Linked DNA regions of Mus musculus: regions 1 and 2 are each linked to region 3. Evidence: chromatin loops called from intact Hi-C (ENCODE). Cell type or tissue: left cerebral cortex. All regions are shown on one strand. Each heading gives the region's core, and the rest is flanking DNA. Links, peaks and the distances in the headings are about the cores only.

Region 1 (10,728 bases), core at 3,461-8,460, 50 kb after region 3:
ACTGAACACCAGTGTCTCTGATGGAGGCTGTTCTCCCTGCCGCATCCCTGAGAGTGGACAAGGCAGCGAGCCCCATCTGGCCGGTGTGTGTGTGTGTGTGTGTGTGTGTGTGTGTGTGTGTGTGTGTAGAGCAGTCGGTGAACTACACAGATGTTGTCACAGTATAACCTAGAAATACCGCACCAGTCACTCACATCTACAGAATAAATGCTTTTGTCTACTTACATGGTGTGTGTTATAGGTAGTTTGGATATTAAGTAGCATTGTGTAATTTTTTTTTTTTCTTCTAGGGCTACTACTTAAGAGCAACTGTCTGAGGCAGGGAGGGACAAAGGGCAAAGCTAGCCTATAATCACAACTAAATATTATTCAATGGCAGCCATAGGCCCCGGCTAGGGAAGTGGGTATGTACACAACAGACTACTGTGTGGCCGCTCCTCAGCTGTTACTGGGCTATGTAGTACTGTATTGTCATGCAGTGTCACAGTTGTTCTCCCGACACTCTGAATGCTTGAGCGGGACACTCAGGTGAAACTAAGGACAGCTTCCTTCCCCCCCCCCCCAAATCCATTCTGACTTCTCAACCCACTTCTATCTATCTATCTATCTATCTATCTATCTATCTATCTATCTATCCATCTATCATCTATCTATCTATCTATCTATCTATCTATCTATCTATCTATCTATCTATCTATCTATCTATCTATCTATTTGTGCTGGTCTGATAAACATCTACCAGGAAAGCCAACCCAAAGCCTGCAATCCCACTGTGTGGTTATTTCCTCCTAGTTTAAATACGTCCTCCCAGAGATGGGGGTTGGGGGAAGTTAATGAAAGAAGACTCAGAGACCTGTAAAACTCATACAGTCTCAAGGCTGTCAAAGCAGTAGGCAGTTGCTAGCGGGAGACTGTTCAGTGGGGTGGCCTGCAAGTTCCTGGGGAATATGGCTTTCATAAGTTGTTCCTGCTGGGGTAGGGCTTTTGGTAACATAGTTGCCTTTGAATTGTCTATGCTCCCGTAAGTAAACCCTCACCCATACTCCAACAAATGACTGGGATAAGCTCATTGGTCCACCAAGGATTTTGGTTCTTGCGAATTTCTGGTGTCTCTCCTTCTTTTTGGATGACCTGAGGCCATCTCCACGAGTCTGATTTTAATGCTGTCCTCTGCATTTGCCTCCTGAGGAAGATTTCTGTTTCATACCTGGACCTTGAAAGAGCTGTCAATCACTTCCATCCTCCCCAGGGAGGGTCAGTTGGTCCACTCTCTCTCCCTTGTCCCTGCTCCCTACTTGCTTCCATTCTGGTCTCCTCTTTTACACTGTAAGACACAATAGCTTCACCTCCGTTATACTCTATTACATCTTAATATTTGTGTTTATGCTTTTGGCATGCATATGTGTTTGTGTGTGTTTTCATGTGTGTGCGTGCGTGTGACTGCAGGAAGATGTCTTTATCACTCTCTCCCTTTCTTATTTTTGTTTTATGGATACTGATGTTTCGACGGCATGTGTGAGCCCTAGTGCGGAAGGATCCAGAAGAGGGCATCAACTTCCCTGGAGTCAGAATCCCAGACAGTTGTGAGCCACCATGTGGGTGCTGGTAATCTAACTGTGGTCCCCCGGGAAAGCAGCCAGTGCTCTCAATCCCTGAGCTCCACCTTAATTTTTGAGACAGCATCTGTCATGAAAGCAGAGCTCATTGTTTGGATAGGACTGACTATGGAGCTTCTGGGATCTTTGTTCTCAGCATGAGGACTTCAGGTACACACTACCGCGCCTGGCTTTTTCTGTGGGTTCTGGGTGTATTGTCAGCCATCTCACTGACTGGCCATCTCCCTAGCCTCTCTTTGTAATATAGCCCATCTTCTATCTTCTAGAAAGTCTGAACCTTTTTGTCTCTCAGTCCACTGGCAACATTGTCGTTAATGATGAATGAGCACTGCCCGAAGGGAGAAGCCCCACTGGACACTGTACACCACACCTACCTCTCTGAGGCAGGGTTGTGTGTGGCCATGAAGATAGAAGATGTGGTCACTGCACATTGTGTAGCCCCAGTGACCCTTGGCTTCCTTTATGCAAAACAGGATGTAAGCTGGACTTGCAGTAGGTGTGCCTGGTTGGTGAGGGCAGTTCCTCAGATGGCTCGGGATTTATGCTTATCCTACAATTTCTGGCTGTTTTGTTTGTTTTCGAGATGAAATCTCACCATGTAACCCAGACTGTCCCACTAGAGCCCTCAAATGTCCTGCTTCAACTGCCCAAATGCTGGGATCAGAAGCATGTACCACCTACCCCATATCTGACCACCCTTTTTATATCTCATCTAGACAATTTGGAATTCCCGGGTTTCAACCTCTGCACTTGATGCCTCTACACAGAAGGCTCCTAACCCTAAGCTGGCCACTCCCATGCACTTATTCCCTTCCTCACCTGATTAGACTCTCCACTCTGATGAACAGGACTTGACTCAGGTGAATCCTCCAGGTAGGAAATGTGGACTTTGCCTTGCACTCCTCTCAGTGGAAGATGCCTGGCTACAGGTGGTCAGGGGTGAGCAGTTCTCAATGTCAGCTGCCCAGGCAAGGCACTTTCTTGGCATTGTTATAGGATTTCCATCCATATCTCTGGTTAATAACACAGTCCAATAAACTAAGTGAGTTATGAATAAAGATAATTTACCTCTGCTCCTTAGTCTGGTACAGCTGAGAGACCAAATTCTTGGGATTCTTGCTAGCAGAGTCTGAGGTGGCTCAGGGCTTAAGACGGTGAGAGACTGGGAACACGTATGCCTGTGTGCACACACGAGTGTGTGTGTTCAGACTCTCTACTTCTATGTGGTTATATGTGTGCAGGTGCATCCTTGTGTGTGCTTGTGTGGAAGTGTGCCATACCTGCATGTGGAGGACAGAGTATGGCCTCCACTCTCATTTCTTGGATGACAGCCATGTTTTCTTTAAAAATAGCTTTTCATTAGATGCATGTTAGAGCACATGTGTAGGGGGTCAGAGGACAACATCATCTCCACTGTGTGGCTCCTGGGGACTAAATTCCAATCATCAAGGTTGATAGCAATCTTGCTGACCCCATCTTGTTTGTTTGAAATAAGGTCTCTTCTTGGCTTAAAACTTGCTGAGGGGTTGGGCTGGCTGGCTGTGTAACACTGGGTCGTCAGCCCATTTATTTGTTTGTCTGTTAGTATTTTTGGTTTTGTTTTTTTAAATGTTGAGTTTTTGAGGATTGAATTCAGGTCCTCTTGCTTGCAAGATAAAGCATTTTACAGACTGGGCTATTGCTCCTCTACTCTGATGACCTAATCCCAGTCCTGTCCCAGAAGCCCCTCCCCTAAATGACACAGACTAAGCTTTCACCTTTTGAAAGAAAGGTGGCCAGGATTAGACTTCAACATAAGCATCCAGTGAACACGTGATAGTCACAGCATAGCGCAGACTTTGAACATGGCATCTAGAATTATCTATCCTCGTTCTCACTGGTGCCAGTTTGTTTCGAGTTGACAGCCCAGAGCTTGGGCTTTGGGGGATCATGCCTAAAATAAGCGACAGCCAGGCTCCCTAGGGCGAACAAAGGGCTCTCCTGGGACAGGCACGTGAGCAGAGTTCCCCTGCAGGGGCTGTGGAATTCCATCTGACGCATTTGGGCTCTTTAATTTATTTTCTTTTTTCCTGTACACCAAAATATTCGTATCACTTTCCAGCTAACAGCAGCTCTAGCTGTACTATATGATATTCTTGGTATATTAACGTCTAACACCAACGAGTCTAATTGTTGTATGTAAATTTACACCGCCATTCATATTTTCTCAGTCGGCTCCCTCCGTTGGCCTCATAATAGAATCCAAAGTCTCCTTGTTGGCTAAAGGGTTAAATGATGTAGCTTTGGGATCCCCTCCGCTGCTCTGGAGACTTAGCTTGCATAGGTCTTCTTTATTCCTTTATTAGGAAAGACTTCATGGGGAAGAGGCTAGCCTTTGACTGGGTCTTCTGTGTGCATTCATAATAAAAGCTGGTACATTCATGGCTGCTCTGTGAGGTAGAAGAACCAGTGAATGAAAGTTTGGGTACAGCTCACCTCCCAGAGAGTGGTCCTGCTTCACCCGGAACTGACCCGATAGTCTCCAACACCCTTATAAAACTAATTTTCCCCATCTCTCTATACCGGCTTGTTTCTTCCTCCCAGAATTTTTGTAATCAATCTGGGTGGTGTTATTTTTTTTTTTTTCTTTCTCTTTTTTTTTCCCACACTGCTGTTGGATAAAAGATCCCGCCCTTGATTGAAATGGAATCTTCCACTATTGAGCGAGCCTTTGTTGAATGAGTCATCGGCTCAGCCTCTCATTGGCTGAAGCCGCCTGAGCCCAGGGGATTGCCTGGCACCGGCTGCAAGGACCCGCTCCATTCACAGAAACGCTGGCTCGCTCGCCGGCCCTTTCATTCACACAAACAGCATCTCATTCACATTCGGTCTGTTTTTTTTTTTTTTCCTTTTTCTTTTTTTCTTTTTGTCTGCTTCTAATGAAGAAGACCACGGTTTGGGAATGGTGGGGCTGACTTGCTTCAGATTGGAGGGGGACTCCAATCACCATCGAAATCGTCCGTGGGGTGCGCATCTGCTGTTGCTATGCGAGCTAGAGGAAGGGAGAAAAGAGAGTGCGGGGTGGCTGTTCAGCTAGGGCTGCCGCGCGGTTGGAGAGCGGTGGGGACGTGTTTGCTGCGCCAGGGCGGGCCTGGCGGCTCTGCGCTTTTTCGTCCTCTGGAACCGGCCTCACTTGCACGGCCGCCACGGGTGGCTCTCCCTAAACTCCCTTCCTGGGGCTCCCAGAAAGCCTGGGAACCGCACTGCCTCCCGAGATCAGCCCTGGGCGTGAGAAGACTCAGGGTGACCTGCTAGTGTGCTAGAAGGCAAATGCATTCGCTTGCACAGAAGTTACCAGGAAACTTTGACAGCGATTGACTTCTCGGTGGTGCAGGTTATCTGTCTTAACACATGAGGCCACCTGGTAGAGGCCACCGAGGAAGGGCTCAGTGGGTCTCAGAATCTTGGTCAGACCCTCGGGGAGGCTGTCGATGTCCTATTCTCCCAAGCGTCAGGAAGAAGGCCTGTGCGTGTCACTGCAAGCCTGGGCCCGACTCGCAAGGAAGAGGCCATTCTTGCTGTGGATTTGATGGACAGTTAGAGCAGCCGCATTTTTTTTCCTGCCTGACTGCAGGGCTGCAAGCAGCAACTGAAGGGACATTGAAACGGATTGGTAATGCTACTAAGGCATGCTTCCAGGGCTGAAACACATTCACTTGGAATAAAACTCAAAACGCGGCCCTCTTTCTCTCTCTCTCTCTTTTTTTGGCATGGATTTCTGGAGCCTGTTGCCGCTCAGCAGAGATGCAGGTTTTTTTTTGAAGTAGATTTTTCAACTGAACCCTAGCTGAGTACGGCTGCTGACTGCTGTAAATTATTAGGGAAGACCCCCTCTGAGCTGTACTGAGAAGAAATTTCTGTGCTGATTTTTTTTTTTTTTCGTGAATTGGTACAGGAATTGCACCGCCACAGATACATGGCTGCTCTGCTGATCTGAACAAGAAAAGCAAACCACAGGAAACTGACAGGTTTTTTTCTTTCTTTCTTAAATATTCATCTGCTGGTGAAGGGTCCCCCCTCTTTTTTTTTTTCCTACTTAAAATTCTTGCTACTTTCCAAAATCAGGATTCATCAGGATTCGCCTTGAAGACTTCTTTAAAAGCCTTCGTCACATTTGAACGCATCCCTGTCAGACACTTCTGGGCTTCATCCACATGAGCTGAGCAAGGGAAGAGCAAGCCATTGCACGGAATAATGGGTTGCGGAAAGTTCAAGAGATCATTTGACGGGACTGGATTTACCTTTGGCACAGATGCGGGATGGGGAGGGGGTAGGTGAAAAGGCAAAGACTGGAAGGAAATATCTGCGAAGGTAGAAAAAGGAAATTTGAGAACTGATTGGCTGTAGTTGCTGTCAGCGGGTGGATGTCGTTTTCTTCTCTCTCTTTTTGCTACAGGAAGTGATTTGCGGAGCTCACCGAGCCTTTGTTGAGAAGGGTCTCCTCAGAGTGAGTCACGCTTTTGCTGGGAGCAGCCCCGTGCAGCTGGCCGCTCGCTCCATCAGCCGCAACTATGACTTTTGCAAGGCAAGCGTTCCACCCCAACCCTCGGTCTCCAGGGCCCGCGCTGCGTGGCTGCTGCTCTGCTGCCTTGTAACGGTGAAAAGGGCTCGGTCGTCGGCCTCGGCTGTCCCTCTCCGGAAAGGCTGTCCTGGGACTCGGGCTCCTCGTCCCGCTCGGGGGACCGCGGCTCGTGTGCTATGCGCGGCAGTCCGCGCCAGGGCCGGCAGCAGCAGCGCCCGGGTGGATGCGGCGAGCCCACGGAGGGGCATGCTTCCACGCACCAAGTACAACCGCTTCAGGAATGACTCGGTGACATCGGTCGATGACCTTCTCCACAGCCTGTCGGTGAGCGGCAGCGGCGGCAAGGTCTCGGCGGAGCCCGCGGCGAGCCCCTACCTGGTGTCGGGCGAGGCGCTGCGCAAGGCGCCGGACGATGGGCCCGGCAGCCTGGGCCACCTGCTCCACAAGGTGTCCCACTTGAAACTCTCCAGCTCCGGCCTGCGTGGCCTGTCGTCGGCCGCCCGGGAGCGGGCAGGAGCGCGGCTCTCGGGCAGCTGCAGCGCGCCCAGCCTGGCGGCCCCGGACGGCGGCAGCGCGACCCCCGGGTCCCGCGCCCCGGCCGCCAGCATGAGTGCCACCAGGAAGAGCCGGGCCGGCGACGAGCCACTGCCCAGGCCCCCTCGGGGCGCGCCGCACACCAGCGATCAGGTGCTGGGGCCGGGAGTCACCTATGTGGTCAAGGTGGGTAACCCGAGCACACTGCTGGGTGGGGGTCTCGGAGACAGGGTGCGGTGGGGAGGAGGAAGTCAGGGCTGGGGACAGATGTCATTCTCTGAAGCCCCAGGGTTCAGGGACAAGCCCCAGGGAACACAGACGACAGTTGGATGTGAGGAAATAAGCCCTCCTTAGCCATTCTCTTGCTCGACAGGGCAAGGAGAGAATTAGAAATGCTCTGTGTGGGGGGGAAAGGGTGAACTGTCTGGTCACCTCGCATGGAGCCTGCTTTCCCCAAGGCACCGTTGTTGAAGCATGCTTTGGTCACCTGGCTTCATCAGATGTCCCTCTCTCCCTAGAAATCCATCCCTGAGATCATGGTCTGGCCTACTTGAGGTACACTTGTCAAGCCTGGCAGCCAGCCTTCTCCCCGATGAGCGATGTCACAACTTCTGTGTCCTCCCCTGGCGGCGGGGTGGGCCATAGTTACCCCCCAGAGCAAGAGCAACCAGCTTCTAGAGGGCAGGGCAGGAGACACTGCCTTGCTTCCTATAAAAGATGGGTTCTTAGCGTCTTACCCAGAAAGATTTTCTTTGGCTCTGAACTGTTTTGGTTTACAGCCATGGGGAGCATTTGAGACTATTTTTCAGGATGATAAAAGTCTTACCTTTTCATGGACTAAAGAGGGAATGAGGTTGTGGCTCTTGGACCCACCTGAGGGAAAGGAGCTTTTCTTGTAACACAAAAAATGATAATAATTTTAAAGATCCCAACGTAATTGATAGAATCCCCGCAGCTCTCAAGCGTGCCAAGGCCTATAAGGTACCCAGCACAGCTCAGCCCATCTGCCAAGTGCTCATTTCTTCCAGCCAGACCAGCTGCAGCAGACACAGCCATGCTTTGCCCAGATGAGAGCCAGGAGAGAGACCAGGGGCTCATTTCATCGTGCCCCCCCCCCCCCAATGCTCTGCCCCAGGGCACTGCTTTTTCGGTTGAAGTAGATGCTCTCTCAGTCACCTGTGTCAACAAACCTGTGGGACAGACGTCTGGCCTGTAAGCGGTAGTTGCAGATCCAATTTAAAACTTCCATAGGACACTTCTTCAGATAAAATGTAGCATCTTGGCAGCTTGGAACCAAATTCCCTAAGGGGTGCACATTATCTTTGACTGTATAAAACGCATGTAGGGAATGTGGCCGAGGACCTCCCTCTCTTCAGCTTGCTTTTAATTGGTCCTCTCAGCTACTGAACACAAATCACATATACTGTCACTATACTTTCACAAAGGGGGCACAGATCAGCATAATATACGCACATCCTGTTGCGTGTATCTCAGGAAAGGATGACTGCTGATCATTTAACTGATACGTCCAGGGCCCAAAGGGCAAAGCCAACCCGATAAGCAAAGGAAAGCCAACACTGATAACCTCGGGATTAAACTGTGCCTGGAATGTAGTCATTACCTCTGGTAGTCTCCTAATTGCTTCTTCTGCTTGTTTCTGTTAAGCTTTTAAAAAATAGGTAAATAGAGCTTGGGTAGAGCTGTTGGGGTACGCACCCCATAGAACGTAGAGGGTTGCTTTCAAAATGAGGGACATTTTTTCAAACCCATACTTTAAAAGAACCATTTGACTTGGTGTCAGCTGTACCGGTGCCCAAACAGTAGGTCAGTGAATCTGGAATTTGAATATTCAGCCAGACAAATTAAAATGGTATTTTAGGGAGAAAAATCACTTTAATGAAGGCTTTGCCCTTGTGAGATGACGCCACAGGACCAACATAGGAAGATAAGATAGCCTGCTTAGCCTGGGATCTCTCTGTGGGGACAGTTTTGAGTTATCCCAGTGTCAGCAGCCGTATATCCAGGGCCAGAAAGCTGATTGGGTCTACTCAGAGTCTATGTGTGTCCCCAGGAAGAGGGTACAGCAGTGCCCCAGAGGCACCTACACATAGAGATGCAGGCACCAGTGACCCACACTATAGTGACCCAGTTGTTATTGGCCTGGTTGTTTATCCGCAGCTGTGAGTGTTTATGCTCCTGTGAGCATAAAGCCAGGGGTGGTTCCCCGCATCTCCGGAGAAGTTTGAGATCACACAGAAAGGAAGCCAAACAGATACTAAGGGACAATTGCAGTCCTTGTGTGCATAATCACGTGGCCCTCTGTCGGCACATGTGAGCAGATTTCCCACATTGTCATGTTGACTTCAAAACCGACTAGTTTTATTGAAAAAACCCCACAAAACTAAAAAAACTTCTTACGGTGGTGTTTATCTGATGGTGTTATTGATGAACGAAGAGTTCTTCTGGAACCTTCAAAAGCCTGCATCTTAAACCCGGAACTCAGTTCTAAAACCCTAGGGTTTAGAGTTTGTGAAAGGACTCAACTCCTTTCTATACACTTGTTTTTCTAAGTTAAAGAATGCCCCGGATGTTTTCTAGATTTCTGGAAAAATCCAGCACTGCATCATCACACCCGATCTATGAGAAGTACTTCCTGGTAGGTGGCAACTGGATGTCATATACAGGAGTGATAACTCCGACACGTCAAGTTCATCTACTTGAGAGGGCACTGTGGATACTGAAGCTGGGTGGGTTTTGATTTGTTTCTGTGGGCAGCTGCTAACGTTGAAGAAGTATGAGAAACTGGAAACTAAAAAAAGTTCCCAACCAACAGGATTCCTAGCTCCCTGCACATTTAACCCATATTTTCTGCCACCCTTGAGCCTGCTGTTAGTTTATCCCTTTCTTTCCATAAAAAAGCACCCCTCTCCCTACATGCCCAGACAGGGTCTTAGTATCCCAGGCTGGCTTTGAACTTACTATATAGTCAATGATGACCTTGAACTTCTGATCCTCCTGTCTCCCTCCACCTCTGTATGGAGATTGCAGGTGTGAGTAGCCCTGTCTGGTCCCTGGAGATCCCCTGGTGCTGGGGATCATACCTGGGGCTTCCAGCATCCTGGGTAAGCACTCTGTGGACTTAATGACAACCTGAGCCTGCTGTTCAATAAGGGTGGGTGGGGGGCTTATGCACTCTGGAGGGCTCAGCTTTAGACTTTGCCAGCCAGGTCTCAGTGGCAACACTACGTTACACCTCTGTACTGGCTAGTTTTGTGTCAACTTGACACAGCTGGAGTTACCACAGAGAAAGGAGCTTCAGTTGAGGAAATGCCTCCATGAGATCCAACTGTAAGACATTTTCTCAATTAGTGATCAAGGGGGAAAGGCCCCTTGTGGGTGGGACCATCTCTGGGCTGGTAGTCTTGGGTTCTATAAGAGAGCAGGCAGAGCAAGCCAGGTGAGGCAAGCCAGTAAAGAACATCCCTCCATGGCCTCTGCATCAGCTCCTGCTTTCTGACCTGCTTGAGTTCCAGTCCTGACTTCCTTTGTTGATGAACAGCAGTATGGAAGTGTAAGCCGAATAAACCCTTTCCTCCCCAACTTGCTTCTTGGTCATGATGTTTGTGCAGGAATAGAAACCTTGACTAAGACACCCTCTAAGTATTCCAGATACATGCTTAATTGTGGTATCATAATAGAGAATGAACAACAAGCCATGCCCCGGATAGACAGAACGGAAACCCTGACAGCTGAGAACCATGAACTGTCATGATGTGCCAATCTAAAGCTTGCTCTCTATTTGGATGTAAGGGTCGCTGGAGATGGCTGGAGATAAAGGAGAACAGTTCTGTGGCTCCCCACCTGTGTTGTGAGAGTGGCTGGCATGGGGCTCTCTCAGGCTGCTCCTTCTTCTCTTTCCTAGTTCCAGTGAGGGAGACCTTAGACAGGAAAGCTGGTCTGAGCCCGGCACCGAAGAGCCGTTGCAGACAAGCAGGTCTAAGGCCTGGTTTTGGAACT
Region 2 (10,728 bases), core at 3,665-8,664, 660 kb after region 3:
CTGCCTCCTAAGTGCTGGGATTAAAGGTGTGTGCCAACCACTGCCCGGCAAGAAATTATGTATCTTTGAACTCAAGTTTCTAGAGTTCTTTTCCACAGCCTCAAGGGCTGTCCTGAAAGTCCCAGTATTTACTGTTTTTTGGTTGAGACATTAGCCACACCTTCACCTCCTGGACTCATGCTGTCTGATTATCATGGAGTCGTTAATGTTAATGGGGGGGGAGGGGGGAGGACATTCCATAAAGTAAAGACTCCTTTTGCTTTCAGCAGTCATCAGACACTTTTGGAGGGCCATGTTCCCTGGCTCTGTGCCAGGGGCAGGATCCATGTCATTCTGTCCCCATCAAGACCATGCCAGGACCCAGCAGCAAGGATAGATTCTGGGTTCATGGTGGGGTACAGGATGGAGCCCACAAGTGAAGAGAAAGCCCTAGAAAATCCTAGTGTACCCATAAGAAGACAATGCTGGAAGCTGCTGAGTGTAGAGAGCATGGGACTATGCAGTGTGTGCCTTGTCGCAGGGGCTGCCATTGAACAAGGGGCCACTGGGCCTTGCCAACTTGTTGCTGAGTGAGTTGCAGCCTGGAGGGAAGAGAAGCAGAGGGTGGCATGGCAGGAGCACTCTGTCTGTATACACGGAGGACAAAGGGACAAGGGGACACGCAACAGAAAAGCTCCCCGAGGACGAGGGCAGGTCATAACAGGACGTGACATCATGACCTAAAACAGAGAAAAAAAATATAAAACTAATTTCCCCAGAGGGTGGGAAGAACGAAGGGAGGTGGTTGGGGAGAAAGATAATTGGTTATGAGCGCTTGTTGTTCATGCATGAAGGTGAGGGGGGTGGGGTGGGCACAACGGACCTGGGTTTGATTACCAGTAACCACAACTGTCGATAACTTCGGTTCTGAGGAGTCCAGTACCTTCTTCTGACCTCCCCAGGGACCAGGTCCTCACATGGTACATAGACAGGCCTCTGAAAAAATAGTCATACACATAAAATATAAAATAAGATTAATTAAAAAAATAACAATGAAGAATTTTATTTTCTGAACAGAAGTTGAGTTTTCGTTTTTAAAATATTTCTGTTTGTACCTCCTACACACAAGGACCACAGTATGCACCCCTGAGACAGAAACAGCTGAGCAGTAGAATCAAGAAGAGTTTCCTCTTGCTTAGCCTGGTGTCCCCAGCCACCTCCAAAATGAGCAGGTAGCCGTAGGGACCAAGCAGAGTCCTGCTCCCACCAAAAATGGCAAGACTTAGTGCCAGCAGGAGGTGAGGGGTGGGGGAGGGGTGTTTTCTGGTGAGGCCAGGAGTTAGCTGGACCCCACCAGGTAGTCAAGTGAGCTCCTAACCCTGACGGCGCCTCCTGCTGAGCACACAGGTTGTTGCTTGGTGACAACCACTTGGGACTCTAACTAAAGGCATCCCATTTACTGGAAACCCACAGATGCACGCAGGTGGCAGCAGGCTGATTGACAGCCTCTGGCTGCTCTCCCTGTGGTTCCCTCCTTTCTGCAAAGCCCATCCTTTAACCCCAAGCAAGAGCTACACAGTTACAACCTTTTCTTGAGACCCCTTTGGCTGAGTGGAGCTCTAGTAACAGTCATCTTTGAATGGCTTCATGGTCTCAGGAGGCTCTCCCTGTTGCTTAACATAATTCTTTGCCTTTCACATTCATTGTTGCCTATGGGTTTCATTCGTTAGACATGAACAGGTGTTGGGCTCTGCTCTTGGGAGCTCTGATGGCCTTGACTGTCCCAAACTTCTGCACTCTTCTGGGTATATATTTTTTAAAAAGTTCATTATTATTACTATCATTCTCATCATCACCATCATTCTCATCATCATGGCTATTCGTGTGCATGATGTATATATGTGTGTCGAGTCCCACTCGACCAGCAAGAAAGATGCAAACACCGGTTCTTCTTTAAGCAGTTTACTCAGACAGCTACTTACTTCAAATCCCCTGCCTCTCTAGTTACAAGTGTTTTTCTCCTCTCCAGCCACAACCACGCCCCCACCAATTACCACAGGTCACATCACCTCACCAGGCAGGCTTTCTCAGCCAATCAGGGATTAAGGGCGGGCCATCCACCAAACATGGGCTTGTTTACTACCTGGAGCAGACTTCCATCCTGCTGACCAGGAAGTCCGGAATGGCTCCCTACATATGTGTGAATGTGAATGTGGCTACCATGTACGATGAAGCATATGCAGAGGTGAGAGGACACCATTTAGAAGATGGCTCCTCTTACCTTGTTGAGGCAGGGTCTTTCTTGTTTTTTCTTGCTTGCATATTTCAGGCTAGCTGACGTTCGGGCTTTTAGCTGATCTCCTGTCACTGCCTCCCACCTCAAACGAGGAGTGCTGGAATGACAGATGAATTCCACATCTGGCTTTTTGCCATGGGTTCTGGGGATTGAACTCAAGTTATCAGGCTTGTGAATAAAGCCATTTCTTGTGGGCAATCACACCCGCAGCTTTCCTGACACTGACATCTCATGCCTGAAATCTGTATTCCCACACTAGCCTCCAGCTTGGCTCTCACAGCACCAACTCAGCTTCGATTGCTTGCAAAGGCTTGGGGCTGCTGCTGCCATTGGACCGTCAGCCCGTGACAGTTATCCCAGATGAGCTGCTCACTAAACATGAGCAGAGATACTGCCTGCTAACAGAGAGGACTTAAGGGTCTCCTGATAACATCCGCTCATCCAGGATCTAATAAAAATACAGCTGTCATAACAGAACCGGGGACAATTACAACTGGAAAAAAGAAATCAGGTTCTGCTGCCAGGAAGAATCAGATACTGGAATTGTCTGGCAACGATCTTAAAGAAGCCATCACGAAAGTGACAGTACATGGTAAATATAGCAGTTAAGAGAACTTGCTGCTTCTGCAGAGGACCTGCATCCCAGCACCTACGCAGAGCAGCGCAGACACCGGAAACTCCGACTTCTGTGGACATGGCGCCCTCTTCTGGCCTTCTCATGGATCTGCACGTATGCATATGCAAGTGCACACAAACACGCATACATGATTTAAAAAGAAAATATTTTTTTAAAAAGAGTAAATCCAATTATGATTTACAAATGAAGAAACAGATTTTAGCAAGAAAACAGCACTCATACCAGAGCCTAGAGGAAGTGATAGAATTGAAGATTAAACTTTGAAACAAAAGAATCTCTCTGGATGGGCTCAATAGAAGAATGTATATTATATGTCAGGGGAAATCAGAGAAAGCAATAGAATATGTACGATCTGAAAAACAGAGGCGAAAAAAACCTAAAATGAAAAAGTGCAGTGCATTAGGGGCCAATGAGAATGCAACAAAAGATCCGACACTCACCTCTTAGGAGTATGCTTAGATATGCTAAGTGACCATATAATAGTACAGGCTTAACAAAATTCATGACAAGATATGTTATATTAATATATTAAGCTAAATATGCTGAGGGACCAGAACATGTCTATGATTTCAGTGGGGACTGTGGCTGAAGCATCACCAGTTCAAGGCCAGCCTGGGCTGCAGAGTGAGACTTTGTCTCAAAACAGAAAGGAATAAGACACAGAGAAGGGCTGGGGATACACACACACACACACACACACACACACACACACACACACGTCATAAGAAGATATTCTTAGGGCCTGGAGGTGACGCTCAGTTGGTAAAGCGCTTGCCTAGCATGCATGAATCCCCCAGTTCAAGCCCAGCATTCATACACTGACTATGGTGGCACATGCTGGGAATCCCAGTCCTTAGGCAGCCGTGCGTGGCAAGAGTGTCAGAAGTTCAAGGTCAGCCTGGGTTATATGAGACTCTGTCCTTAAAATATAAATAACAGGAAGGAAGGGAGGAAGGGAGGGAGGAAGGAAGGAAGGAAGGGAGGGAGGAAGGAAGGGAGGAAGGGAGGAAGGAAGGAAGGAAGGGAGGGAGGAAGGAAGGGAGGAAGGGAGGAAGGGAGGAGGAAGGGAGGGAGGAAGGAAGGAAGGAAGGGAGGGAGGAAGGAAGGGAGGAAGGAAGGAAGGGAGGGAGGAAGGGAGGGAGGAAGGAAGGAAGGAAGGGAGGGAGGAAGGGAGGGAGGAAGGGAGGGAGGAAGGGAGGGAGGAAGGGAGGAAGGGAGGGAGGGAGGAAGGAAGGGAGGAAGGAAGGGAGGGAGGAAGGAAGGAAGGAAGGGAGGGAGGAAGGGAGGGAGGAAGGGAGGAAGGGAGGGAGGGAGGAAGGAAGGGAGGAAGGAAGGGAGGGAGGAAGGAAGGGAGGAAGGGAGGAAGAAAGGGAGGGAGGAAGGAAGGGAGGAAGGGAGGAAGGGAGGAAGGGAGGGAGGAAGGGAGGGAGGAAGGGAGGAAGGGAGGAAGAAAGGAAGGAAGGAAGGGGGGAGGTGGATGGACCGAGAGAAGGAATAAAAATCTAACCATAAGAGGCCACACATGTAAATGAGAATGGAAACATAGGAGAAAGCATTTGACTTTGGGCTTAAGAATTCTTAGACCAGCCGGGCGTGGTGGCACACGCCTTTAATCCCAGCACTGGGGAGGCAGAGGCAGGCGGATTTCTGAGTTCGAGGCCAGCCTGGTCTACAAAGTGAGTTCCAGGACAGCCAGGGCTACACAGAGAAACCCTGTCTCGAAAAACAAAAACAAAAACAAACAAACAAACAAAAAAAAGAATTCTTAGACCTAGGCCCCGAAGTGTGACCCGAAAGAGGAAAGGTGGATAAGCAGGAGCGCATTTCATGATAACACTTTGGTTTCAAACAAACAAACAAACAAACAAACAAACAAAAAACTGCTAAAGGAAGAAAGAGAAGGCACAGACCCGAAGACCACATTTATCAATCCCTGGTTGGGAAAACAGTCTTGTAAGCCTGTAAGCTCAATAGAAATAGCTGATGGGAGACCGGTGACAAGCGTGAGTGTTCATGTTCACTGGTGGCCTTTGCAGATGGTGAGTGGGACAGATGTCCATCCTTGCTCACTGCCAAGGTACAGTCATCAATGCAGAGAGCAGATCCGGTGTAGCAGACTTGTGACTGAACACTATTTTCTACAATAAGCTTATTGGGGCACAGCCCCGTGGGAAACCACGCAGTCCCTGTCTGCTTTCATAACTGAAGCCCATAGCATCTCTCGGGCTCACGCTTGTGTTCTCTGGTATTTTGGTGCACACACAAAACCACAGTCTCACCATGACAACGCCACAGGAGGGTGTCGCTACCTTAACTGTCTCTTGGCCCCCAGTGTTCATCCTTCCTGCCTTCTTTGGTGTTCTCCAAATCCTTATTTATTTATTTATATTTAAATATCAAGTCACGTGTTTTCACTTCAGTAAACAAGGTTGGTTGTCCCAACTGCACAGGATACACTTGTTCTCTTGTCCCGACCCCCTGGCCCAAAGACTTATTTATTATTATACATAAGTACACTGTAGCTATCTTCAGACACACATGAGGAGGGTGTCAGATCTCAATACGGATGGTTGCGAGCCACCATGTGGTTGCTGGGATTTGAACTCAGGACCTTCAGAAGAGCAGTCAGTGCTCTTAACCGCTGAGCCATCTCTCCAGCCCTCCAAATCCTGATAAAACACTGACATTTTTTTTTTTAATAGACTCTGGAGCCTTTTCCAAAATACCATGCAGGAGAACTCAGATGTAAGTAACCTTTTCAGACTGTTCCCCCCTCCCAATGGCGGAAGACTTTGTTGGTTTTGCATACTTGTTTTGTTTTCAGACAGAATCTACATAGCCCTGGCTATCCTGGAATTTACTGTCTAGACCACGTTGGCCTCTAACTCTCCTAAGCTCCCTCTGCCTCTCAGGGCTGTGCCTCTCCAGGGCTCTCAGCTCATGTCTTTTTGTGCTGGTTTAGCTCATTCCCCTTCACAGCTGAGTAACTGGGCAGACACACCGGCTTTCTTTCCTTTTGAGTCTCATTCATCTAGTATGGGACATCTTGGTCGTTTCTCCATGCTGACAACGAAGGAAACCGCTGCGCGTGAACTTATCTGGAGCCTTTCAACTCTTTGTTTCATCACCAAGGAGTGCTGGGGCAAGGGTGGTATTCAACTTTCTGAGGCACTTCTTCCTCATGGTCTCCCCAAGTAGCCACACCTGTTCACATTCGCACTAGCACCGAATGAGTCAGCTGCTATCTTTGCCAGGGTTTGGTGTCATCTGTGTTTGGGATCCGGGCTCTTTTACCAGGGCTCAACTGTTGTCTTGTAGCTGCTTAGTGTACGTTTTTTTTTGCTCATCTGTTCGTTTTCTGCCTCCGCTTCTTCTCTGGTGAGATGTCTAGTCAGATGGCTTGCTACTGTAATTTCGGTTTGTTTTAATACCGAGACATTTGCAGGGTTCTTGGGTGATTCAGATCTGAAGACTTTATGAGGTGGTGCTTGGCAATCCCGCTGCCCCATGCAACCTTATCTGTAGCTTCTCTTTCATTCTTTAATAGTTTCTCCCTTAGACAAGAAGTCTTTAATTTTTAAAGGATGTGTGTGCTTATGTATGTATGGTGCACATGTGTGCTTATGTGTATATGGTGCACATGTGAAGGTCAGAGGAGAACCTAGGGGGTCAGTCCTAAGGTGTCACCCACCTTTCCTTTGACACAGGGTCTGTCAGAGGCCTGTGACTTTGCCACATAAACCAGACTAACTGGCCCCCAGCTTCGGGGACCTTTTCTTTCTGTTTCTCATTGCATCATCCCTGAGATGACAGGCACTGGGTCCTGGAGGATCCAAACTCAACACATACAAGGCTTTACCAGAGGAGCAGTCTCCTAGGCCCCAGAAATCTTGTTTTTTCCTTATAAAAACAACAATTGGGGCTGGCTTACAGGTTTAGAGGATCAGTCCATTATCATCAAGGTGGGAGCATGGCAGTATCCAGGCAGGCATGGCGCAAGCAGAGCTGAGAGTTCTACTTCTTCATCCAAAGGCCAAAGTGGAAGACTCCCCAGAAATCTTTAATGACACCCATTTACCAGTTTTTCCTTTTATGAATTGTATCTCAAAACTTATTACCAAGTCTAAGATCATTTAGGTTTGTTTTTCCTGTGTTATCTTTTATACAATTTTTAGCTTTGTGCTTTACATTTAGTTTTAAGTCTGTGATTCATTTTAATATTAACTATTATATTATATTAACAGTGTAACACAAACTGTGTGGTGACCATGTCTAGTCCTGTCTGGTGTGTTGTCCCTTTCTTCACTGTGTCTGCTTTGCTGCAGCTGGCTATGTGTATGAGAACACCCCTGACAGGTGCTCTCTCTGTATCTTCATTTATTCATTCATTCATTCATTCATTCATTCATTCATTCATTCATTCATTCATCTTGTCATCCATTCCGTGATGTCTTCATTACTGGAGCCTCATACAAAGGCTTGAAGCTGAGTCAGTACTCTGGCTCTGTCCCTCCTCAATATTGTGTTGGCTGCTCTGGTCTTCTTTGGTTTTCCATATAAAGTCGTCGAATCAGTTTGTAAATATTCATGAAGAAGTCGACTTCTGGGATCGCACTGGATCTTCTAGATCAAGTTGGGAGGAATGTCTTAACAACGTCAAGTCTTATCCTTGAACATGGACTATCTTTTCTCTGATTTCCTTCAGTTTTCCCCATACAGATCTTGAATATATACAATATATATATATATATATGTATATGTGTGTGTATATATATATGTGTGTGTGTGTGTGTGTCTGTCTCTGTCTCTCTTTGCCTCTCTGCCTCTCTCTGTCTCTGTGTCTGTTTGTCTTCTTCTCTCTCATTTATTTGAATGTGTGCTTTTGTTATAGGATTCTTGTTCAGAGAAACAGGACACTGAAACTCTTTGCTAGGGAGCAGCTTATATGGCAACAGTATTTTCACTGGCGATTCTATGGCTATGGGGTTACTGTAACACTAAGGCTACATCAATGTTGCCATTATACTGAGGCTGAAGGAATGCAAGAACACTGCAGTTTTAAGTACCCAGACACTAATTAAGTCATGTTGTCTTTTCTTTGTTCTCAAAAGGTCCCTAACACATTCCAAGTACATTAATTAAAAAATATTAGGCTGTGGCTTTAGCTCAGTGGCAGAATGCTTGCCCAGCAGACACAAGCCCCTGGGTTCAAATCTCAGTACAAAATAAAGAGGTGTGGCACTGGGAGCTGGCTCAGTAGTTGAGAGCACTCCCTGCTCTTTCAGAAGACATGGCTTTGGTTCCCAATGCTTATGTCGGGATAACTGCCCATGATTCCCAGATCCAGAGAGGTCTGATGCCTCTGGCATCCAGTGGCATCTTCATGTGTGCACATGCCCACACAAAGACACACACATACACACTTAAAAATAAAACAATAAAAATCTATGTTCTTTTACTTTTAAAATATTTTAAAAAGAAAATTAGTAAGCAAATTATAGACATGCAGAGAAGGCTGAAGGAAACAGAGATGGTTGTTGAAGCACTTGTTTTATACACGGAGAACCTGAGACTTTATGAGGAGAGCAGTCAGCACAACTCCACTGAAGCCTGGAGCAGCTGAGAGTTGAGCCACTTGTGCTTGAAATAACTTTTCCCTTAGCAGAGCCATTGCAACTGTGTTACCCTCGGACCTTCCAGGGAGTTTCCCCCTGGAACGAAAAGTCACACTTGATGGAGTCTGGAGTTAAATTCATCTTCAAAGCAGGCAGAAAGTGACCGTGCTTTTAAAATCACAGCCAGTGCATGAAGGTCAAGGTTCTCGCCGCATTTTCAGATGAGTCATAGCCTGAAAGGAAATCGCGTCTGGCTTCCGTGAATCATGGCAGACCCACATTGATTCCTCCCCTCCCCATTTTGCAGAGAAAACACGTAGGCACCTGTCTGGAATTAAATGAGTCAGAAGGACAGGTATCATATCTGCCAGTGTCTACCCTAAGTGAAGGGACATTGTGCGGTGGGGGAGGAGGAACTGCCGTTGAAAGGAGATGAGGAAGCGAGTGAGTGGCAGACCAGGGTTAGAGCCTCGTCTGCTGCTGGAGGCAGTCCTGGTTTTACTCTGAGACGGAGCAGCATGAAGATAGATTCTCCGGTCAGTCGCTGAGCACTTGCTAGTGAGCAGGCTGTGGAACAGTTGTGTTCTCTACATTCCTGGAACAACTGTCTTCCGGGTGTGCCCAGCAGTCATCCTTTGGACTTTCCCTAATTGTCTCGCAGCTACGAGCTAACTCACAGGAGGACTCAGTTTTATCCATCCCAAGCCAGGCATGGAGCCTAAGCTCTTGGGGAAAAAGAGGCAGGGGGATCAGAAATTCAAAGCTTCCCCCTGCTACACAGAGGGTCCGTGGAAGGCCTGAGCTACATTGAGACCCTGTCTCAAAAAACAAAACAGGGTCGAGGAGATGCCTCAGTGGGTAAAGACACTTGCTGCTAAGACTGAGGGACTGGGGCTGACTCTAGGGACACACAGGACGGAAGGATGAACAGCCTCCACTTTGTCCTCGGACCACCATGCTAATGCCACCGCATGCGCGCACGTGCAGACACTTGCACACATAAAAATCAAAGTGGAGCTGGGCAGTGGTGGCACACGCCTTTAATCCCTGCACTTGGGAGGCAGAGGCAGGCGGATTTCTGCGTTCAAGGCCAGCCTGGTCTACAGAGTGAGTTCCAGGACAGTCAGGGCTACACAGAGAAACTCTGTCTCAAAAAAAAAAAAAAAAAAAAAAAAAAACCCAGCCTCCTGAGGTAGGACAAATGATGGGCAGTTAAGGGGGCAGGGGAAGGGAAAGAGAGCACACACCCACAGATCTAGGTTGCTCTTCCTGCTGATTCAGTCAAGACCTTCTAGCTCATTTGAGCAAGGAAGGCTTGGCTTATTACAAATACCTTTAATCCCAGCCTTTGGGCAGAGGCAGATGGATCTCTGTGACAAGTTCCAGGATAGCCAAGGCTATATACAATGAGACCTTGTCTCAACCAACCAACCAACCAACCAACCAACTAAACAACGGATATTGCCTGCACAGGTAAAGTGTTTCCCTAAAGACGTCCCAAGCAAGGCTGTGGAGAGCAAGTCAAAGGTATTTGCCTAGGGCCGGAGCATTTTTAACTTTCTGTCCCCCCATTCCACGATCCCTCTCTTATTCCTGAGTCTGAATGCATACCCCACAAGCTGGAAAAAAGATTCCATTTTTTTCTTTTATCGAAAATAGATTTTTGGGGCTGGAGAGATGGCTCAGCGGTTAAGAGCACTGACTGCTCTTCCGAAGGTCCTGAGTTCAATTCCCAGCAACCACGTGGTGGCTCACAGACACCTGTAATAAGATCTGACACCCTTTTCAGGTGTGTCTGAAGACAACTATAGTGTACTTACATATAATAAATAAATAAATAAATAAATAAATAAATAAATAAATCTTTAAAAAAAGAAAATAGATTTCCCCCCTTATCTAATATATCCTGATTACAGTTTCTCCTCTCTCTCCTCCCAGTTCCTCCCCACTGCACCTTCTGTCTAGATCCACTCCCCTTTTGTCTCTCATTAGAAAATAAACAGGCTCCTAAGGGATAGTAGTAAAATAAAGTAAATTATAGAACAGAACAAAAACTAATACATCAGAATAAGACAAAACAGACAGACAGGAGGAAAAGGCACGAGAAGCCGAGAGCCACTGGTTCACGTCCTCAGGAATTCCATCAAAACACCCAACTGGAAGCCACAGTAAGCATGCAAAGGCAACAGATTTACATTCGA
Region 3 (10,728 bases), core at 2,672-7,671:
ACCACCCCTCATGAGATCTGATGCCCTCTTCTGGTGTGACTGAAGTCAGCTATAGTGTACTTATAATAATAATAAATACATCTTTGGGCTGCAGCAAGCAGGGACTGAGCGAGCTGAGTTGACCGGAGTGAGCAGAGTTCCTAAAATTCAATTCTCGACAACCACATGAAGGCTCACAACCATCTACACAGCTACAGTGTACTCACATACATACATAAAATAAATAAATAAACCTTTTAAAAGAGAGAGAAAGAGAGAGAGAGAGAGAGAGAGAGAGAGAGAAGAGTGTGTGTGTGTGTGTGTGTAGACAGAACAGCTGAGGCAGCCCATCCATCTCAGGTGGCTCTGACGGACATTGTAGAAGGTCAATTTGAATGGAATTTCTCAGACTGAAAACCACGATAGCAAGAGTTTCGACATTCGTTCCACATATGAAAAGAAAAATGAATCAAGGGGGTAAGCAAGGTGACAAAATCTACTGTCATCACTGTCCTTGGCCTCAGTGTCTGCATCAGCTGTGTCAGGCATGGCAGAAGGGTTAGCTGCTCTCCAAGACTTCAGCAACACTTATAGAACACAAGTCCTCCTCACTGGAGGGTAACGTCCAATATCTTGTGGTTGCATTTAATTTCACTCAATAGAGATTTAGAGTATATCTTTTAAAATGTTGAATCCCTTGTATTCTGGTAAAAGCAAGCTAATGACTACTTAGTCCCTTTCTAATTTACAAGTCTTTAGTCCAGAGAATGATTTACAATAGCCAAATGCCTGGTTTTGAATCAGAGATTTTTTTTTTAAGTATATAGCAAGCCAAAGTAAAAAACAAACAAAAAACAAAACAGCAAATGATAGATGACTGATGGGTAGATAGATATCTAGATATCTAGATAGATAGATAGATATCTAGATAGATAGATATCTAGATAGATAGATAGATAGATAGATAGATAGATAGATAGATAGATAGATAGATAGATAGATAGTAACAGATCATCAAAACAAGCCAAGTCTGGGCTCTTAAGCCAGCCAGCTGGAGTTCCCAATATAATCCTGGAGTTCCCAATATAATCCCAGAGTTCCCAGAGTAAAGTGATTTCTAGGATGGGGCTCCTAAGTGAAAGAGCAGATAAGGATGACATTATCAAGTTGGGTGCTCACAACATCAAGCAGGCACTGAGTGGGGAAGCTGAGGCAGTCTCTTGGAGTTCCTAACGGAGCTTTCACTCCCATGGCTGAGTGTCCCAGGGCTAAGCTTCCAGTTCTGGTTCCCACCACAGGTACTGTTACATCATAGGGTAAACAATAGCAACTTCTGTTGGAAGTGGTTCACCTTCCAGGTTCCTCAAGGGTGAACTTCGAATTTTCAGGCTGTTTTGCTGTTCTCTGTCTCGGAGTTCGGGGGCATGTCCTTGGGGGACACTTTGTGTGAAATATGCTTGGGTCTGAAATGGGAGAGGAATAACCCCACTTCCAGAGCTAGTCTCTCCTTCTTCTCTCCTTCCCTCCCTCCTCTCTCGTTTTAGTTCATTGAAATTACTATTATATGTGTGTATACCATTTTCAAAGTTTTATTATATACAAAATTTGTAATCTCCTAAAGCTTCCTTATTTATCTTCTTTATTTTTTTAAAAAAAAATTTATTTATTATATATAAGTACACTGTTGCTGTCTTCAGATGCACCAGAAGAGGGCATCAGATCTCACTATGGATGGCTGTGAGCTACTATGTGGCTTCTGGGATTTGAACTCAGGACCTCTGGAAGAGCAGTCAGTGCTCTTCCGGCTGAGCCATCTCGCCAGCCCTAAAACAGTTTGGATTAAAAATATTTTGATCGCCGGGCGTGGTGGCGCACGTCTTTAATCCCAGCACTCAGGAGGCAGAGGCAGGCGGATTTCTGAGTTCGAGGCCAGCCTGGTCTACAAAGTGAGCTCCAGGACAGCCAGGGCTATACAGAGAAACCCTGTCTCGAAAAACCAAAACAAACAAACAAAAAAAAAACCAAAAAACAAACAAACAAAAAAAGATCATATTTCCCCTCCTCTAGGTTCTTCTGAGAGGTCAAACCTACTCCATCTCGAGACTGGCCTCCCTCTTAAAGAAGAAAAGCCTGAGAACTTGACCTGTAGCAGAACCCACACTGCACTCACATACCAGGAAGGACTCTGCAGCTTGTCCTTGGCCAGAGTTGCTCCAAAGCTACTTCCTAGCAATAGTCAAAGTTAGTTGAACAGTTAAAATTCGTCTGGTTGTTTCAGATGTACTCTCAGACTGTTTGTGATTGCATATGTGCTTCAGAGCATCCACCGGTCGACTTATAGCCATTCTATTAGATGCTTGTCAGACTGGACACCCCATCCCTCACCCCCTCACTTGCTCCTGCTTTCCCATTTAAAAAACTGGCTTGTTGAGGGCTCGAGGCTGCTCTGCCTTCTCTTCCTATCTTGCTATGTCAGGGTTGGGTTGGAGGAGAACCCAAGCCTGAGCTTGGTGGTGTTTTGAGGTTCATGAATGACACCTGGCACATCACTTCTAAATTCTTTCCTCCTCTCTACCCACCCAACCTTATGTTTTTTTTTTTTTTCTCAAAAAAAAAAAAAAAAACAAAAACAAAAACCCAAAACTCCAATACAACAATATCCTCCCAAATCAAAAGAACAAAATACTCCCCCCTGCAAGCCCCACCTTACTGTAACCAAATAAAACAATACACCAAAACAAAACAAAATAAAACAAAACTGTGGACTCCAATTATATGTTGGTCAACTATTCTTGAACATAAGGCCAGTCCTGGAGTGTGACATACCAGTGTCACTCTGTTGGAGAAAACTGATTTTCTTCCTTCCAGCAGATATAAATGACTGTTCAGTTGTTAACCTTTACCCTAGTGACCTGATATTCATCCATCCATCCATTCATTCATTCATTAAAAAAAAAAACAAAAAACTTAACAATAGCCTTGATGCATCTGATAGAGATCCTTAAGGATAAAGAGGAAATGAATAAATCCCCTAAAGAAATCTATGAAAACATAAACAATGGAAGGAAATAATAAATAAAACTATTCAAGACCTGAAAATAGAAATATAATCAGTAAAGAAAACCCAAACTGAGGGCAAACTGGAAATAAAAATATAGGAACTCAAAACAGGAACCACAGAGGCGTCACCAACACAATGTAAGCGGTAGAGAGAGAATTTCAGGCACTGGAGACCTGGTAAAAGAAAGATATAACTTGGTAAGAAAAGAAAAGTTAAATCTAAAAACTCTTGACACAAACATCCAGAAATTCAGGACACTATGAAAAGTTCAAGTCTAAGAATAATAGGAATAGGGCTGGAGAGATGGCTCAGTGGTTAAGAGCACTGACTGCTCTTCCAGAGGTCCTGAGTTCAAATCCCAGCAACCACATGGTGGCTCACAACCATCTGTGATGGAGTCTGATGTACTCTTCTAGTGTGTGTCTGAAGACAACTACAGTGTACTCATATAAATAAAAATAAATAAATCTTAAAAAAATAGAATAATAGGAATAGAGGAAGAAGCAAGAAGAAGAAACCCAGGTCAAAGACATAGAAAATATTTTCAACAAAATTGTAGAAAAAACTTGGTCCCTAACCAAAAGAAGGAGATGCCGATAAACGTACACAAATCTTACAGAATACCAAATAGACTGAACCAGAAGATTCACTTGTCTCTCCCCAGTGCGAGGATTAAAGGCATAATCCTTCGAAATAGTGTGTTGCAAATACAAATGTATGTGCCAAAGCGGGTCTGTTCTGTGAGTTCTGGTTTTGTTTTTTTCCTCCCAGACAAAGAATGCTATACAAATTTAAGTCCCTTCTTCAAAGTCATTCCAGAAGGCAATGCCAGGTAATACATGAAAGTTAATGGTAGCTGGGGCAATGGTGGTGCACGCCTTTAATCCCAGCACTTGGGTGGCAGAGGCAGGTGGATTTCTGAGTTCGAGGCCAGCCTGGTCTACAAAGTGAGTTCCAGGACAGCCAGGGCTAAATAAAGAAACCCTGCCTGTGCTCTTAACTCAGGAACTCTGTGTGAGGTCCTGCTCTGCCGGGACTGGATAACTTTCCTGCAGGATGAGAGAGGCTGGCTTCCCTTCACTCTGCTTGACATAATGGTCAGGTGGGTGGGGGATACTGGTTTAGAACAGCTGCATGGTGTGTTAGATAGCTCACTTTTCTTGCTGCTGTAACAAAATGCCTGAACCAAGCAGCTTAAGGAAGGAAGGATTTGTTTTGGTTCACAAGAGAATAGTGGGGAAGTGGTAGGAGCTAGAAGTGGCTGAGAGAGAGAGAGAGAGAGAGAGAGAGAGAGAGAGAGAGAGAGAGAGAGAGAGAGAGAGAGAGAGAGAGAGGAGAGGAGAGGAGGGGGGAGGAAGAGGGGAGGGAGGAGGAGGGGAGGGGAGGGGAGGTAGAAGGTGAGGGGGGGAGCGAGAGGGAGCGCTAGCTCAACCTATCCGGTAGCAGCTGCCACGTTCCATACTGAGCCTTCCCACCTCGGTTAACCCAGTCTGGAAACCCCCCCCCCCCGCCCCCATATGCCCCAAGGCTTTTTTCCTTAGTGATTCTAGATCTTGTCAACCTGACAAGGTTAACCTCCTGCGGAAGCAGAGGCTCTACTGCAATGTAGTCTTTGAACTGTCACCTGGAACTATACGGCAAGGAGCTTCAGGGAAGGAAGAACGCAGCTAGCTTGCCAGGACCGGGGTGCCTGGGGGGGGGGGGGGGTTCTGACACAATAAGAAACTGTCTATCATGTGTGTGAAATGGAATGGAGACTTCAGGTCATTTGACTTAATATGCAGAGCCGAGGGGCTTTTGTTCCTCTGTGGTACCACTGTGCACATGAAGGACACAGATGACCTCGGGTCAGGCTGTTTCCTTTGACATGGCCACAGCAAACTATAGAAAATCTAGTCTTAAAAAACGAAATTTTGCAAGAAAAAGCTTATACCAATGGATATTTACAATCCTTGGTAATGCTATTCAAACCATGTTCCTTGGATCCTTTGAATAAAACCTAGGCAGTCAGGTGATATTTAACAATAAAAACATCAACACTATTCTAAAGCCTTATATAAAAAGTGTTTGGGATGAAATAATTGATCTTTAGCCACGCATCTCCTGCAATCCTGAAAACAGCCACAAGGGGGCGTATTGCTCCTAGTGTTTACCAGCAGCCCACTTTTAGAACTAGGATGACCCCGCTTTCCCTCCCTCCTCCTTCCTCTCCCCCCCTTCTCTCTCCCCTCTCCCTTCCCTCCTTCTTCTGAAACATGGACTAACCCCCAGTGTTAGTATTCCTTCTCTGCGTCAGATTCCAGCCTACCAAGTGTATAGCCATAGGCTCACAAGATTCCTATGGGGCGGAGCCAGCTCCAGTATCACTGGCTAAAGGACGCTAGGGTGGCAGAAAATAACCAGATTCTGCAGGACAGGAAGCAGAAGACATGGCAGGTTATCCTGCATATTGGCTTGTCTAACAGCTTTTAAGGTGGCAAAATAAACAAAACAACCCCAAAAGACTCCCCCAAACCATAAAGCCCAAAGATCCAAAACAAACCAACCAACCAACAAACCACTCAACCATAGCCAACAGGCAGAAAAACAGAAAAATAAGAAGGTACGTTTGTCACAATACTATGTATTTAAGATACCAGGAAATTGTGTGTTCTTCCTAGGAAAAAGGGCTCTTCAAACACTGAATTATGCACATTTAATATCAATATCTAACAAAGTTTACAATAGTTTTGGCTTGTTGGCACATTATAATTGGATGTGTTCCAGAATTTCAGTGGCTCAGTAAGACTGTAATCCATAGAGCTTCAGCTAACAGAATGTCTGTTCACTTAGATGTGTGTGTGTGTGTGTGTGTGTGTGTGTGTGTGTGTGTGTGTGGTGTGGTGTGGTGTGTGTGTGTTATTTTAGGATAAGTATAAAGTCTTTAGTTTCCTGGGTAAACAGAAAGGGAATTGTTTTTTTGTTTTGGTTTTTTTTTTTGTTTTTTTGTTTTTGTTTTTTTTTTTTTTTGTGGGTGTTTTTGCTTTATTGTGTTTGAGATGCAGTCTCATTCTAACCCAACCTAGCTCGTAACTGTTAGTGTGGCCCAGGTTGGTCTTGAACTCATGATCCTCCTGCCTTAGTGGCCAAAGTGCTGGGCTTGCAGGCACTGACCTCCACTCCCCACTAAGAAAAATCTACCTGTCTGATGTCTTAACAACTGGATCCTGTAAATTATGCATGTGTGTATGCATTATGTTCTTAAAGCAATAAGAACCAAAGAAGAATATTAAGACACCAATAAAAAGTAGCCATTCATCTCGTGACTCACAAACCAACACACGGAGAGACACTGCCAACATAGGCACAGCAGGAGACTGCAGCCCTCAGCATCCCACAGGCACACTGAGTTTGGCAACCGCCCATGCATACGGATGCCTTTGTGGGAGGCCCGGGGAGCTCAGCAGAGAGGCTTCAATACCTCATTAGAGGAAGGGGGTGAGGGTTGGGAGGAACAAGCCTGTCAAGGAGAGTAGATGAGGCAGGTTCACTGTCTCATAGGCCGGTCCCCATCTGCAGAACTCAGTGACAAGAGCATCCTCCTGCGGTGACTTCTCTAAGGAGGGAAAACAAGAACACAACGAATGCCTGGTTTCCTGGTCACGTGGGAGCCCAACAGGCGTGGTTCTGTTTTGGTCTACTCAAACCCTTTGCCTCTTCCTGAGTAAATAGCCTGGGGCTAGGCAGGAAAGGGGGTGGGGTGGGGGAGAAGGGGCGGGGTTCATAATGACAGGGTCTCGAATCCAACAAAGAATGATTGGTCATCCAGATACCTTGGAAGCTCTGAGAGGTCAGTCACATCCCTCCACCACTGCAGTTGCTCCTGCTAGAAGTCTAGATGGGTCTCGGGGAATTCTGTATACATCCCAATAGCTAGTGGTCTCCCATAAACTAACGCTGATAGTCAACTTGGTGGCATATAGGGTCACATAGATTACCTCCTGGGCGTGCTTATGAGGGACTTTGTTAAGTTAGCCTCTGGGTGTGTCTTATCTAGATTGGGCTAGTTGAGGTAAGAAGACCCACCCCAAGTGAGTGTGACATCATCTCGTGGGCTAGGATTCTAGACTTAAAAAAGAGAGAGTGAGGAGGGCACTGGCGTTCATCTGTTTCCTGACTGTGGCTGCCCTGCGACCAGCTGTCTTGCACCCCCTCTAGGATCTCCACAGTATGATGGACCAGCCGGTGAGCAGAATAAACTCCTCCTTCCATTGCTTTTGTTAGTCATTGCATCACGGAAGTGAGCGAAGAGTTGTCCAACACAGTGTGCATAAGCCTTTGTTTGTTGCCCCAAGCACATGCAGGCGACCAGCTGGACTTTGCCGAGCTGGGAGCAGGCTACTAACCTTGAACACTCAGGGCACCGTCCCAGGGAAAGGGAACAACTCAGAGCTTGGCTTAGCTTTACGAGATTCAGATGAGGTTTATATTTCCAAGGCATTTCCCAACTGTGAGCCAAAGGGATAAAGTCACAGAAAAGACCAGAGGGACTCCCAGAATCCCTAGCTCGGGTGAGTAGTGGATGCCTGTCTCTTTCAAAGCCATTCAGTAATGACTGGACACGCCTGCTTTTCCAGATGTGTCGGTAGCAACACAAGGCTTCAAGAACACGGAAAATCAGAAATGTCAGTGAGCTGTAAGGGAACACACAGAGGTCATTGTGAGACCACTCTCCATGGATGGAATGAGAAGTTCTGCAGAGGTGGAAACCTAAAAACAAAAAAGAAAACCAAAAATCCTAGAAGTTTTGGAACTGAGGAATGCATGGAGTAAGCTTAGAAGCATGATAGAGGTACAACAGCAGGCTTGACTAAGCAGGAAAACGATTCTGTAATCTTGAAAAGGGCCACTTGAAGTTTTCCCTTTAGTCAGAGAAAAGAAAATTCAGAATAAAAACAAGTGAAGGGAGCTTATAGATTTCTGAGACTTCCCAGTGTGGGCCGGCATGGACATTCTGGGAGTTCCACAAGGAAAAGAGAAAGATCGATCAGAAGAAAACTTGCTTGAAGAAATAATAGCTTCCAAATGATAAATCCCCAACTATTGAGAAAGATGTGGACACCAAAGCTCGTGAATTCAAAGCTTTTAAAATAAGATTACACTAAGATATATAGTGGTCAATTTATTAAAAGTCAGACAGAATTTAGAAATTACCAAGAGAAAAGATTCCTGCCACCTGCATCAGGACCCTCACAAGGCTATCAGCAGATTTCTCTGCAGAAGTCCTATAAGGGGAAGAGTGGAATACTGTGAAATCAATGACACACACATACACACACACACACACACACACACACACACACATCAGCTCTGAGGACATAGAAGCTGGATGGGGAAGACTTTCCTGCAAGCAGAAGCAGGAATGGCTATACTTATGCAAAGTAGGCTTTAAGTAAAAATCTGCCATAAGGCACAGTGGTCATTTGACCATGGCCAATGTGTGGAGCAAACAAGAATACAGGCAGATGCACTCACCGTAACAGTACAGAAGTGTATAAAGCAAGTATATCAGCAGAATTGAAGGAGCGTACAGACAGCAATGGCTCACAGTAGTAGTCTTTAACATCTCACTTTCAAAATAGATACATCATTGAGGAAAAAAAAAAAAAAAAAAAAAGCCGGGCGTGGTGGCGCACACCTTTAATCCCAGCACTTGGGAGGCAGAGGCAGGCGGATTTCTGAGTTCGAGGCCAGCCTGGTCTACAGAGTGAGTTCCAGGACAGCCAGGGCTACACAGAGAAACCCTGTCTCGAAAAACAAAACAAAACAAAACAAAACAAAACAAAACAAAACAAAACTCAACAAGAACTTGAATAACACTGTAACACTCAGACCCACAGACCTGACACACAGAGATTTCGCCCAACAGCAGCAGGATGTGTATGCTTCTCAGATGCAAACCATAGGACAGATCATACGCCAAAAAATTGATTTTGGTAGCAAGTTTAAGAAGATTGAATGCTGGTAACCCGTAGTCCCAACACATGGGAGGGTGATGCAGGAGGGTTGCTAGAAGTTTAAGGTCAGCCTGGGCTACACGGTGCATTCTAGGTCATCCTGGGCTACAGAGTGAGACACTGTTTCAACAAAAATAAGAACAGAAGAGAAGCTTGAGTACTTATCATATATCTTTTCTGGTCAAAATAGAAACGAGATCACCAACAAGAGGGAGCCTCTCAAGGGTGGGCCACAGACTCTTGAGCATCCTAAGGGTAGAAGATCCCGGGAAGGAAAGAAAAAACGGTATGAGGTGAGCAAAAATGAAACCACATCTTAAAGGATGCAACTTCAGAGAGGGGAATTACCAGTGACGTCTGCCTATATTAAGAAAAAGGAAACTTCTGGAATAAATAACTTGGCTTTACATATGACACCACAGAGAGTAAATATCATTGGTGGTTATCCTAATACATGCAGAAAATGTGTCTAATGAGACTTCTTTCTTTTTGAGGCCACAGAGGAACTAAGCCTGATGGGGGACATGGCAGATACCAAATGTTGGTGAAGAAACCAACTTTTCCGCACCATTATACCATTATATAAAACTGGGAAGAATCCTTACAAAGTTAAAAAAGGAATTGCTATGTGACCCAGAAAGCTCCAAGAAAATAAATTTGGGGATCTGATCCCTTCAACCTGTGTTCACTCATAGAGTTATTCCTGTCTAGACATGTGAGTCAATGTATGTGTCAATCGACGACTGCATGAGAAAATATCTCGTGAAATATTACTCAGCCTTGAAAATGGAGAAACCATTCCATGTATGAAGCCATGGCTAAGTGTGGTGAGCATGGTGCTAAGCTAAATGAGCCAGACACAGAAAAGATACAGGACCTTGGTTATATAGCCATCAAAATATATTGGCTCAAGAGAGCAGAGAGTAGAATGGGAGCTCGGGGGAGGAGGGATGAGGCTGGGACTGAAGGCGGTTCAGTTCCAGCTATGCAAGATGAGTGCATCCTGGATACCTAATGTCCAGATGTCTGTCTGTAGCTGGTGCCCGCTGGACTGTGCATTTGAACATGACTGAGGGAGGCTATCTTAGATGTTCTTACCACAGACAAAGAGACAGCAACCACGGGAAGCAATGGATGCGATGACAGGCAATTATTTCAGAATGTACACGCACACCCATCAAAACATGGCATTGCACAGTCTAAGCATATACAATTTTTGCCAATTATGTTTAAGTAAACCTCAGAAACACACATCCTTGGAAAAATAGAAGTTTAGCCCAGGGTAGCATCGAACCCATGTGACCCAACACAATGAAACGGTAGAGCAAACAAAGATGGCAGAGCAGATGTCCGTGGAGGAGAATGGCTCAGGGCACAGGCTCCAGAAACACCCTGCTCCCTGGAGCAGCATCAGCAGCAGTGACTTCACGAGGTTCTCGGTACTCCCAGATCTTCTGGATCAGGAACTCCAGGGCACCACCACAAGCCTCCACAGGGGCAGGGACACTCTGAGAGACATCCCTAAGAACAAGCTAGAATATCTTCTCTCCTGCTCCATATTGACCTAAGCTCAGTCCTTGTGTCTGGAATAGGGAACGACTTGTTCTTCTAAAATAAAACCTCATCTAGAATAAATCTCAGCCATGAAAGGTATTTAATGTAAATATATAATTAATTAAAGGGGAAGAAAAT

The links. Hi-C counts contacts between places; a loop is a spot of excess contacts. Peaks named below come from ENCODE experiments on the same cell type or tissue, not always from the same donor. Only the 100,000 strongest peaks of a DNase experiment are listed, where the experiment ranks them.
Region 1: it touches region 3 in a loop (6-fold over the local background); 10 of 42 quality-filtered maps call a loop at or near these places.
Region 2: it touches region 3 in a loop (6-fold over the local background); 32 of 42 quality-filtered maps call a loop at or near these places.

The regions. Positions count from the first base shown.
Region 1 is chr13:51,563,140-51,573,867 of GRCm38, reverse strand. It overlaps Shc3 (src homology 2 domain-containing transforming protein C3), which reads left to right and starts at 4,417. Exons shown (of 12, transcript NM_009167.5): 1 at 4,417-6,897. The coding sequence starts at 6,424. In left cerebral cortex, for the core only: a CTCF peak has its summit at 7,395; DNase peaks (open chromatin) are centred at 6,153, 7,329, 7,678, 8,029 and 5 more places; H3K4me3 peaks cover 4,946 bases; H3K27ac peaks cover 4,181 bases.
Region 2 is chr13:50,956,517-50,967,244 of GRCm38, reverse strand. No RefSeq gene overlaps it. Among named protein-coding and RNA genes, the nearest start is that of 1700048B10Rik, 28 kb to the right of the region's middle. In left cerebral cortex, for the core only: no CTCF peak of the experiment used is centred there; a DNase peak (open chromatin) is centred at 6,260.
Region 3 is chr13:51,612,580-51,623,307 of GRCm38, reverse strand. No RefSeq gene overlaps it. Among named protein-coding and RNA genes, the nearest start is that of Gm52049, 21 kb to the left of the region's middle. In left cerebral cortex, for the core only: CTCF peaks have their summits at 5,147 (motif pointing right) and 6,373; DNase peaks (open chromatin) are centred at 5,256, 6,450 and 7,298.